Linked DNA regions of Homo sapiens: region 1 is linked to region 2. The links are chromatin loops, found by intact Hi-C in ENCODE. Cell type or tissue: gastrocnemius medialis. All regions are shown on one strand. Links, peaks and the distances in the headings refer to the core of each region. The heading gives the core; the rest is flanking DNA. Region 1 overlaps PRKCE (protein kinase C epsilon). Region 2 overlaps PRKCE (protein kinase C epsilon).

Region 1 (5,373 bases), core at 309-5,308, 60 kb before region 2:
GAGTGGGTTAGGAATTGGGACAGTTGACAGAGAGGAAATGAGAGTCACCTGGAGCCAGAGCTCCCTGGGCTGAGGACAGTCCTGCAAGCACTTCACCATGCATTCTAAGGCCAAGAACAGAAATGGTCCAGCATGTGAAGCAAGCCCAGAGCCCATGGCCCGGACAGGTAAGAGTTCCACCTGCCAGCAAACGTGGGGTCAGTGGCAAGACAGCCCAGGTAGGCCTCTTGAGGAGGAAGAGGAGGAGCAGGAGGCCACACTGACCAGGGAGTTCAGTGGGAAAGATTCACGTTCTGGGGAGGTGTGGGTCTAACATTCTTTACACACCTGATTCTTGGATTTACATTGTCAAAAGAGCCTTCGTTAAAAAGCAACTCCATGGGATTTCTCCGAGGCTCCCTCGTGCACTTAAAATAAGATTTTGCTTTTTAAATTATCCTACACACAACATTTTGGGAAAATAACAAAAATCAAAGCACCCAAAACCCACAAATTTGTGGATTTGTTTTTAACTGTAAGAGAAACCATTTTACACTGCAATATGAAATCATAGGAGTTGCCCTAACCCCCAAAATTCACTTTAGGATGAAGTGTTTGCTTTGGCTAGAGAACTAAATCCTATCTGTTGTCAACAACAGTCAGAGAAATTTGGCTGGGCTACGATTATGCACTGCCCAAATGGCCATCCAGACCAGAGGCAATCAGACAGATATATTAATTCATGTAGATTAACTTTTTTAAATGAAGTGGTCCAGGCTTGTTTTGTATAGGAAGACATGTATCAAAATACACATAGCCACTCTCTCTCTCCAACCCAATTAATAGCAGCAGCTTCCTCCAAGGACACTGGAGAATGGGCTGCGAATATAAATGTCCCAGGCAGAAGGTCTCTGAAAGCCAGGCCTTCTGAAGAGAGCTTTGCTCTGTTCCCTAGGGTCGATAAAAAAAAGGAAGCTTTGTCAGGTCCCTTCCCTCCAGACACACACATCATTTTATTTGGAAGTCACATGGTGTGATTAAATTTAACTGGGTGGAGCAGTGGAAAACCACAGTATTAACAACATAATTCTTTCTGGGGAAAGATTCATTCTGCCAAGTGCAAAAGATAATTCTGAAAGCTCTGAGCCACTAGCTGCTTTCAACATTTGTTTTAAATCCAGAGAGACCAAGTCATAAGAAAGTATACCTCTGCTCACTGTGGCATTGTTTCTAGTAATCAAAATACTGAAAACTACCTGGATTTTCACTTGAGCTCTTGGTAAAACAACAACAACAACAACAAATATATATATATATATATATATATATATATATATATATATATATATATGGATCACATATAACAGATCACACGCAGCTTATACAATCAGACATGTGTCTGTGTCCGTGTGTATATGCACAGGTGCAGACAATTTCCAGAAGGAGACAGAAGTAAGCAGAAGTCACCTCTGGGGAATAGAACTGGTTGGAGAAAGGGTGTCTTTCGCTCTTCATCCCTCTGTGCTGGTTGAAGTTTTTACAACGAGCAAGTATTACTTTCATAAGAAAAACTAGCCATGAAAACATGTTTTAAAAATCACTTTAAGAGCCCACAGGCCAGGAACTCTAAAGAGCTCATTGTTGACTGGCTCAGTCACCAACAAGCTGTAGAGGTGGAAACATTTTGCAGCTGCAAAATTCCTTGCAGTTTACAAGGCATGTGCTGCCTCCCTTTATTCCTATAACATTGTCGTAGGTGTCGAGACAAGACACTTGCTGCCACAGTTACTGCTCCCATTTTACCTCCGTAGAAATGGAGACTTTAGAGATTGGAGGACTTGCCTAAGACCACAAGGATTGCAGAACAGGGAGATCTGGTCTTGAACCCAGGCCTCCTTCCTCACCACCACCCTGTCGTCATACTATGAACCCTGGACAGGTCACTTCTGGTTTTGGTTTACCCAGCAATAAAAGGGAGACTTTATCATAGGCATCCTTTCAACAAGTGAGTCAACAGTAGCATTTCTATTTTATCAAGGAGGAAACTGAACTCAGAGGTTGAGTAACTTGCCCAGTGGCAGAACCTGAACTCAGAACCCTCTCACCCCACCTCCTGGCTGAGATGCCAGGCCTCTCCAGACTTTCCCCTCCACCTGAAACAGTGTTGGTTTCAGGATACAGATGTTCACAACAGTCCTGGTTGTTTGCAAAAACAAGTATTCTAAAAACTGTAACAGGGAGGGAGGGGCTGGATGGCAGTCCACAACGCCACTCACTCTCAAGGCAGTTGCCAAAAACCCAGCTCTGTGCCCCAGAAGGCCTTGGGCAGTCTCAAAGATTCTGAGCGACTCTGCAGTAAGGGAAAAACCTCAGCTCTGCAAAGCATTGACAACGTGGGAAGCAAGCTCCAAGGATTCCCAGGACTTCTCCCCAAAGCCCAAGCCCCTCCCCAGGCAGAGAAAAGGGAGTTTCCCACACACTCTCCTGCCTGTGTGTGACCCATACCCTGTTCCCACAGTGGCTGTGCAGAAAGGATATGCCAGCCCCATTTGTCCTTCCTTCCAGCATGACAGGCGGGGAGGACAACCTCTTCCTAAGGAACTGACTGACATCATATAGGGAGTGTAGCATGGCATGGTAGTTGTGCAGACTCACTCTCCACACAGGCATGATAAAAACTGTAAATGTGTAAGAACTATAGTATACATTTAATGCCTCCCACCCCAAAAAGGCAAAACCCACACAGATGAGCAAGAGGGAGGGACCTGTTAGGCTGGCACATGCGGAGAAGGGTAGCTCTGCCCTGCCTGTGCCCCCAGCACGACGGGGAACTCACCTCTAGGAGCCTTCCAGACTCCGTGGTTGGCTCCCGAAGGCCATTAGACACTGGCCACAGCTGAGCCAGCAGCAGGGGCTATAATGGGCTTCCCTCGGGTCTTCACCCACACTATGGGCCAGCCAAGGGTCATCCCTGCAGGGCGCCTCAGAGTCCTCCCTGGATTGTGCTGCAACACTACCGTTTTCTGACAATGCAAGCTCAGTGACCAGTTAATCTCCACAAAATCCAAATCCATACTTGGCTCTATTCAAGAGCAATCTGTTTAGGGAAGTCCCCAAATGGCAGCATCGATATGCAGTGAACACACAGAATGAATATACAGAATGGCTGGCTGCAGGAATGAGAGTCAGTACCTCAAAGAAGTACTACAATGTGAATTTGAAGATAGAAGGCTTTTTTCCCATTTTTTACCCAACTAAAATTTAAGCCCAGAGTGCCAAGTATTTGAGTAGCGACTGGCCGTCGCCACTCATTGCTGCGGGGAGTGTGGTTTCAGTCCAGCTTTGCCAGATGAACACGTGTCAAGCCTTTGCATTTCCGAAGCAGCGGCCAGCTTTATTAGCTTCCAAGTCCTTTTGCAGGGAGCCTGCTTGCTTGTCCTGCCAGAGGTGATGACAGAAGCCAGAGCTTCCCTGGAATCGGCAGACTCGGAGGTAACACGTGAACATTTAAGAAACGTTGAGTGCAGGCCCAAAGGGGCAAGTGGAATCAGATTCCAGCTCTTAAGGCAGGCTCCTTTCTGTTCCCTGTCTTCTCCGTCTTTCTCTTCCGTTGGTGGATGGGCCTCCAGGGTCAAGGAGTAATTGAGAATAAGCCAATTTTCTGAATAGCTCAGGAAAGAAAAACACTCAAATATCACCATAAAGAAAAGCATCTAGTAGAAAGCTAGTCAACAACTGTTTATTCTGCAGTGATGATTTTCCAAACATCATTTTTCTTTGGAGTAGTTGAACTCATGTCCCCAAGACATCTTTGAATTTGTCAATCCCAGCAATGGAGGAGGACCCAGTACCACAGAATAACTCATCCAATGAGGCTTCAGACTACTATGAGACTGCGGACATCAGAGCAAGGATGTTGCATTAACCCACGTGTGATGCTTGTGTACAAATATTAATAGCAACCCACATGCAGAACTACATGGCTACAAGAGATACGGCAGCTGTCTTGGAGGACAGCATCAAAAGACAACTGACATGAAAACAAAGGTGCTGTAACTTCACAGCTTCTACATGGAGGTATATCACCATGGCATCCTCAACCTGAAACTCGAAACCCAGTCGCCACATATTAGCTATGACATCATGATATCGGAAGGAAAACATGTAGGTAAGACAAGTCACCAAAGCAGAAAAAACAATTATAACACCTTAATTTCATTTCTAAACTTTTAAAATATTAACTCATGCTTAGTTTATGCCTTTCTACAGAAACACCTTTCCCCCCTGGCCAGTCAGACCTGACATATCAGCGCTTTGGAAAGCTCATAAACCCAATGGAAGGCAAGGAAATGTCTCCTTAGGCTACTGTCATGACAACACACAGAGCTCCACATGCTCCAGGGGTCTTCGAGCTACCACTGAGCTTCTAGTTTCTAGCTAACCTGCACAACTACACAGAGCCCTGGATAGCCTTGGGCAGCTAGTTAAAATTCAATCTCGTTCCCTCAATAGTAAAGAGTAAGATTAAGGACACAGAGCCAGAAGGGCTGAGTTTGCAACTTGGCTCTACCTCATATTGTGTGACTTAGGCAAGTCATTCCATCGTGCTGGGTCTTAGTTTCCTCATCTGTAAAAATGGGGATGACTATAGCACCTACCACATAATGATGCTGAGATAATTAAGAGAATAAACATCACATAGTTAAAATCCTTCTTGGGGAATAGTAAGCACTATGTAAGAGTTGGCTTTTATATGATTTAGTGCATATTAAGGACCTATGAAGCACTTTGAATATAAAATATTTTAACTGCAATCACTATATTTATAAATTTCTGACTTGGGTACTTAAATAACATTTAAGTACCATTATATCCAAAAATGGTAATGAGGCCTAGAAATTCCATTTAAAATGTGTCCATCTAAGTGTTTTAAGATGTGTCCACCTGGATTGCAACACTTGTCTCATCCTTTGTTTTCCAGCCTGTAGAAGACTAAATTAGACACAGCATGTTCTATATATGGATTGCCTTAATTTCATGGCTCTGCTTCTCCAGACAGATACTACAGAGCAGGAGAAGGTGGGCTCATTAAGATACCAGCTGCAGGCTCTGAAGGCAAATACACCCTGAAATCTTTTTTTTTTTTTTTTTTTGAGACGGAGTCTCGCTCTGTCGCCCAGGCTGGAGTGCAGTGGCGGGATCTCGGCTCACTGCAAGCTCCGCCTCCCGGGTTCACGCCATTCTCCTGCCTCAGCCTCCCAAGTAGCTGGGACTACAGGCGCCCGCCACTACGCCCAGCTAATTTTTTGTATTTTTAGTAGAGACGGGGTTTCACCGTTTTAGCCCGGATGGTCTCGATCTCCTGACCTCGTGATCCGCCCGCCTCGGCCTCCC
Region 2 (5,373 bases), core at 302-5,301:
CCTTCTAAAATTCCCCCAAATGCTTTATTTCTAAACAAATCTAGCCCTAAGCATTTTGGATAAAAGATATGGATCTGTAGTTTGAGCCATGAAACTAGAGGAATGAGGACTGACCCTGGAGCCCTCCAACACATTGAGACCAGGAGGGTGAGGAGGATCTGCTCCGGTGTCTGAAAATGCAAAGGCCTGACTTCTACTGCCCTGGGTGGGGTCTACTTTGACTTCTCTCCTTCCATACCATCACCACCAAACATGCACCCTCTTCACAGACACATGACTTATAAAAGCCCTGCTTCTGTTAACTTTCTGTATATCTTCTAAAGAGATGGCAAAAAAACCTAAGTCTATCATCCCCCCATCCCCCCGTCCCTGCCAAATATACACTGTGGGGTATGTTTTTGTTTTTGAAATAGGATCTTGCTCTGTTGCCCAGGCTGGAAAGCAGTGGTATGATCATAGCTCACTGCAGCTTCTAACTCCTGGGCTCAAGTGATCTTCCTGCCTCAGCCTCCCAAGTAGCTGGGACTACAGGTGCATGCCACCATGCCTGGCTAATTTTTTTTAACATACTTTGTAGAGATAGGGTCTCGCTACGTTACCCAGGCTGGTCTCGAACTCCTGGCTTCAAGCGATCCTCCTCTCTTGGCCTCCCAAAGCGCTGGGATTATAGGAGCAAGCTACTGGGCCCAGCTGCATACTGTAGTTTTTATTAAATCAGGTGTAACATTGATTTCATGCACCACTGAACTAACTGTCTGCACTTTTTGCAAAGTGAGGTTTGTGTGGTGGGGAAAAAAAAAGTAGGAAAACTGAACTAATGTTTCAAGTTGGCATAATGGCATTTCCTGTTGCTAAGAAACCTATCTGCCTGCTGCTGTTGCTCTAACACAGTTTGGTGTCCCACCCCTCACCGCTAAACACCTTAGCTCCGAAATTCTGTCAAGATACACTGGTGGGGGCTGCAGCAGGGCCCCCCCAAGTCCCAGGCCTGTTGCAGGAAAACCGTGGCTAGTGCCTAAACCTATTGCCCAAGGTGCTCTCTTACTTAGGCTGCAGAGCCACAAGTTCCCCACAAGGTGCAGCTCCTGTTTTAAGGTGAGACACAGAAAAGGGAGTAAGAGGATTAGAACCAAGGCCAGGCAAAGATGACACTGGCATAGCTGTTGTTATGAAGGCTACTAGTTCTACATTCATCCCCGGAGGAAAAAAGTAATGTGGAGTTGGCAAATTTGCTGAAATCTAAACAAAAAGGCAGTCTCATTTCTCAATCCATGTACCCCACCAGGCGAACCCACGTTCAGCAGAACCTTTTCCCGGTTCCCACCACCCAACCTCTCCAACCCCGTCTCCTGCCCTGACTGCAGCTTTCTTGGCCCAGAAAACCTCCACATCAACCAAAATTGTTGGCCCATTCAACTTCTAAGGGAGAAGAGAAAGAAGAGACAGGAAATCTCCATTAGAATTTCCCCCTTCATTCATAAACAGATAAGCAACACACAACAAATCAGAAAACTCACATAAAGGGAGGGGTGGCGATCATTAAATACCAACTGGAAAATTGCTCATGGGTCACAACTATTGAAACTGGGTGGTAGAGGCATGAGGGTCCATTATTCTGCTCTATTTTTGAATATGTTTGAAATTTTCCATAATAAAATAAAAAGAAAAGGAGGAGAAAAAGAAGGGAGGAAATGAGGGAGGGAGGGACGGAGGGAGGGAGGGAGGAAATGGTCAACTTAAGTAGCCCAACCGGACTGTTATCCAAAGGCTAATTCTAGGCTTTCTTGAAGAGCTCAATTGGGGAAGGGAGTCCTCCCCACCAGTCCAACCCAATGCCCTGCTGGGGACACAACACGCCCCGCTTAAGAGACTCCCCGAGCTGCTTCCCTGGTCCTCCTGTGTGGATATAGCAGGTGGTGGTGCTTTTAATGTTTTGTTCAGGATTCACAATGGTAAGGGCTTTGGAAAGAAAGGAGTTGATCACTTCATCCTTTCCTTTCTTCATAAAGATGTTTGCCCTGACTTCAAAGGCTGTCTGTTTACCTTAGATGATTGGAGAGGATTAATGGAACTAATTGTGTTAACAACAGAACAGTCCTGCTGAAGCCTGCAAATTATCCCTGATTCTCTTTGATTGCCTCAAGATTACCTCTCCACCAACAAACATAGTAAACTTGCATACAGCCATGCTGGGCTGTGCCCTCATAGAAAGCTGGGAGTGCAGTCAGCACTACACAGGATGGAACTGCAGCAGCCTGCAGGGTGTGTGACATAAGCCTGCCAACCTCCCTGCAGTGCCAAGGAAAGCCAGTGAGCCAGTGAGCACATCCTGTGAGTGCAATGCCCAGTCCATCTCAGCTGAGCCAGACGCCATATCCTTGCTCCTCCCAGGAGCTGCGAGCCTCTGGGCAGGCCTCTGCGAAAGCTCTGCCAGCACGGAACAGACCCAGTTGTCCAGAGCACATGCCTCTCAGATGCCTCTGTGGCTGCCAGCAGCAAAGCTGGACATGCCCTCAGAGGTGGAACTGGGCCCAGGGAACAACCTGGGAAATCAGCCAGAGGCACAGGTATGGAACACTGGAAGCTCTCTGTCCCAGGCAGATGGAAGCTGCTCTCCTAGGATGCCTACTGGTGGCATTTAAACCAAGAAGTTGGGAGTGCCTGCCACCATGGCCCACTCCTGGCTTCCTTTCTGCTCCCTACCCCCGACTTTCTTGCTGTGGAGTGACTATCTGGAGTGTAACACATCCCCTGGTACCCAATTAGTCAAGTAGAAGAAAATCCACCACTTACTTTCCTTGAAAGTCAAGTCACTCTCTGATTCTTTAATTCATTAATCTGTCAGTGAATGGCAGGTTTCCTGATTTAATGAGATCCAAAAGTTTCAATAGCCTGTCTGCGAAAGTAATTCAACAGCTCAGCTACTAGGGGTGAAATATTTTCCAACCAATTCCAGTTCCTTTTCATCCAGAAAGAGCAGAGGCTCAACGTTACTGCTGATAACTCTCATAGATCCAGGTGTGTCGTTTGAAGTAGCAGGAAGGCTGTGGTCCTCGAGGACAAACTTCTCAAGCCTTAAGAATCCCAGGCCTGGGAATCTATCCCAATATTCAAAGCCCTAGTGGAGTCCATTTCATTCCTTGACAAGTTTCCTGGAGCACACGGCTTGACAGCAAGGAACAACTTCAGTAGGAGCCCAGGCTCCTTGGGGACAGAGTCCATACCTCTTTGTTTCCCCTGGGCCTAGCATGGCACCTGGTCAATTGGGGTGGGAGTGGGGGTTTAACAGGAATTAATGACAAGGCAGTGACTAACAGAACCCAATCAAAAAATGAAATAGATCCATCACTTATCTGTGATTATATTTTGGCCATCCCATACCAATCGTATACCCTACAGTGGGAGAGAAGGGTAATTACTAATGAGAGTTTTGCATAAGGGAATCATTACTGAAATAAAAAGTTAAGAAGCAACTCTCCTTACAGAGACAGAAGGTTAAAAAGCAAGCACTCCTAACTAAGGCAGAAAAGAGAAATCTATAGAAAAGTCTTAGCAATGATGGAACTCACTCAGTGAGTGACACGGATTCGGACGTCTTGCCCCACAGCACCTCCAAAGGCACCCCAACCACCACTTAAATTGCCAAGCTGTTCTTAGTTACCCAGGTGGAAAGTGCAAATCCCATGGCACAAAGCTCTCTATGCCCAGAGTCATTACAGGGCACCCCAGCCCAGGCACAAGGAAGAGAGTGACTGTGCAGACTTGGGGATGGCTGGCAGTTACCCTTGTGTCCACATCCAGCAACAGACACATCTGCAGACAGCCACGACCCTGCAGGCAGGACCTGGGCCACCCCAGAGGGTTTGCACCCCCAGGCGCTGACCTCATCTGCTGGGGTTGCTTGTGGGTACACAATGTGGGCTGCTTTCTCATTTCTCCCAAGAGCCCACAGCACTTTTCTCCCGGGCTGGCTCAAGTTTCATCCTCCGTAAATCGGCTGCTGTTAAAATGCCATGGGGCCTTCCCTAAACTACAAAATACAAAATTACCATTCTCCCTTTTGGAGGTGACAGGAACATTTAGCTTCCCTGTCTCTGTGTGCCTTTGTACACACACAAATTTGATATCTACAAAAACTGATATGTGTGGACATTACACAACCATTTCTGAAAAGGTACACACAAATGACTCAGAAACAGAGTACCCTGGACAGGTGCCAGAACATTCTGCACCCTGCTCTCCCAGGCCCTTCAGCCGAAGCCGGCTACAGGTCCTCCCACGCCCCGCACCTCAGAGCTCCTCAGTCACTAAGCCCCCTCAAGCCCTTCACTGTAAGCTGCTGTGCCCACCCTTCGGTTCCATTCTCGTCCCTGGTGCCAATCCTCAGCCTCTAGCCTGACAGCTCCTAGGTCTTCCCTTACTCTCCTCAGCATGAATCCACCCAGCAGATAGAATCTCAATTAGCTGATCTACAATACAGCTGCCATCGGGACACTTCTTGCCCAAGCCTTCCCTCTGTCCCCAGGGTGACATTCATTTCCACAACACTGCAACCCACTTCTGTACTGTGGCCTGCATTCCAATCATACCTTATTTACCACCACCAGTGCCCAATGCTCAGGCCGGGCTCCCCTGGCCACCATCCTGCCCAAGTCCCCCGACACATGCCAGTCCCCAAATCAGCCTCATGCTGGGCTCCAAATACCTTCTTTCCTAGGGCACATCCTGACTCCTCAATCCTTCCTCCAGCAGTCTCCCTCTGAGACACCCCTTGGGCATTGAGGGTCAACTGGGTTGTCAGGAACTCTCTTCTCACCTGTACTACTAGTCCCCAGGTAGGTTCCACAGGTAGCCCTTCAGAGGTGTGGCCTGCTCTATACCTCCACCCCCACCATCCTCCTGGGCCCAGCAAAGGGTCCTACATTTAGAGGCTGCTCAATTCACATTTGTTGCTTGTGTCCACTCCAGGCTATGGTGGTCTGTCTCTTCCCTTAGAAACTCTAACTTAGGGGAGATAATTACCTCCACTTGTAAATATTCAATGTTGAGTAAAGTAACTCTAGACATAAATAATATTTTTAAATGCTGTCCCTCCTTTCCATCAATCACCAACTTCTAAATATTACAAAAAGGAAGTATGCCCACAGCCTGTGAGATAGGGTACAAGAGGCTTGAAGGGGTGAATTATCCCAGACTAGCCTTGGAAGTCCTGAACCAAGAGCCTCCTCCACCTCCCTACCCCAGGCTTGGCTCCCCTGACCCTTGGGGCTCAAATATGCTGGCTGTGTAATCTCTTGTATAAGGTGATTTGTCGCCAGACCCAAACAAGTTTTCTGGATGTGAGGGAGCTAGAGCTAGAACCTCATAAGATTG

The links. Hi-C counts contacts between places; a loop is a spot of excess contacts. Peaks named below come from ENCODE experiments on the same cell type or tissue, not always from the same donor. Only the 100,000 strongest peaks of a DNase experiment are listed, where the experiment ranks them.
Region 1: a loop joins it to region 2, with 2.6 times the contacts of the local background. A loop is called at or near these places in 12 of 110 quality-filtered maps.

What each region holds. Positions count from the first base shown.
Region 1 is chr2:45,880,912-45,886,284 of GRCh38, reverse strand. All of the region lies in intron 2 of PRKCE (protein kinase C epsilon), which reads right to left. Among named protein-coding and RNA genes, the nearest start is that of PRKCE-AS1, 210 kb to the right of the region's middle. In gastrocnemius medialis, for the core only: no CTCF peak of the experiment used is centred there; a DNase peak (open chromatin) is centred at 3,404; H3K4me3 peaks cover 657 bases; H3K27ac peaks cover 2,390 bases.
Region 2 is chr2:45,820,921-45,826,293 of GRCh38, reverse strand. The region is part of intron 1 of PRKCE (protein kinase C epsilon); the gene reads right to left. Among named protein-coding and RNA genes, the nearest start is that of PRKCE-AS1, 150 kb to the right of the region's middle. RefSeq lists enhancers at 1,886-2,407, 2,408-2,930 and a silencer at 4,030-4,324. In gastrocnemius medialis, for the core only: a CTCF peak has its summit at 2,282; DNase peaks (open chromatin) are centred at 2,423, 3,800, 4,233 and 4,552; H3K27ac peaks cover 3,699 bases.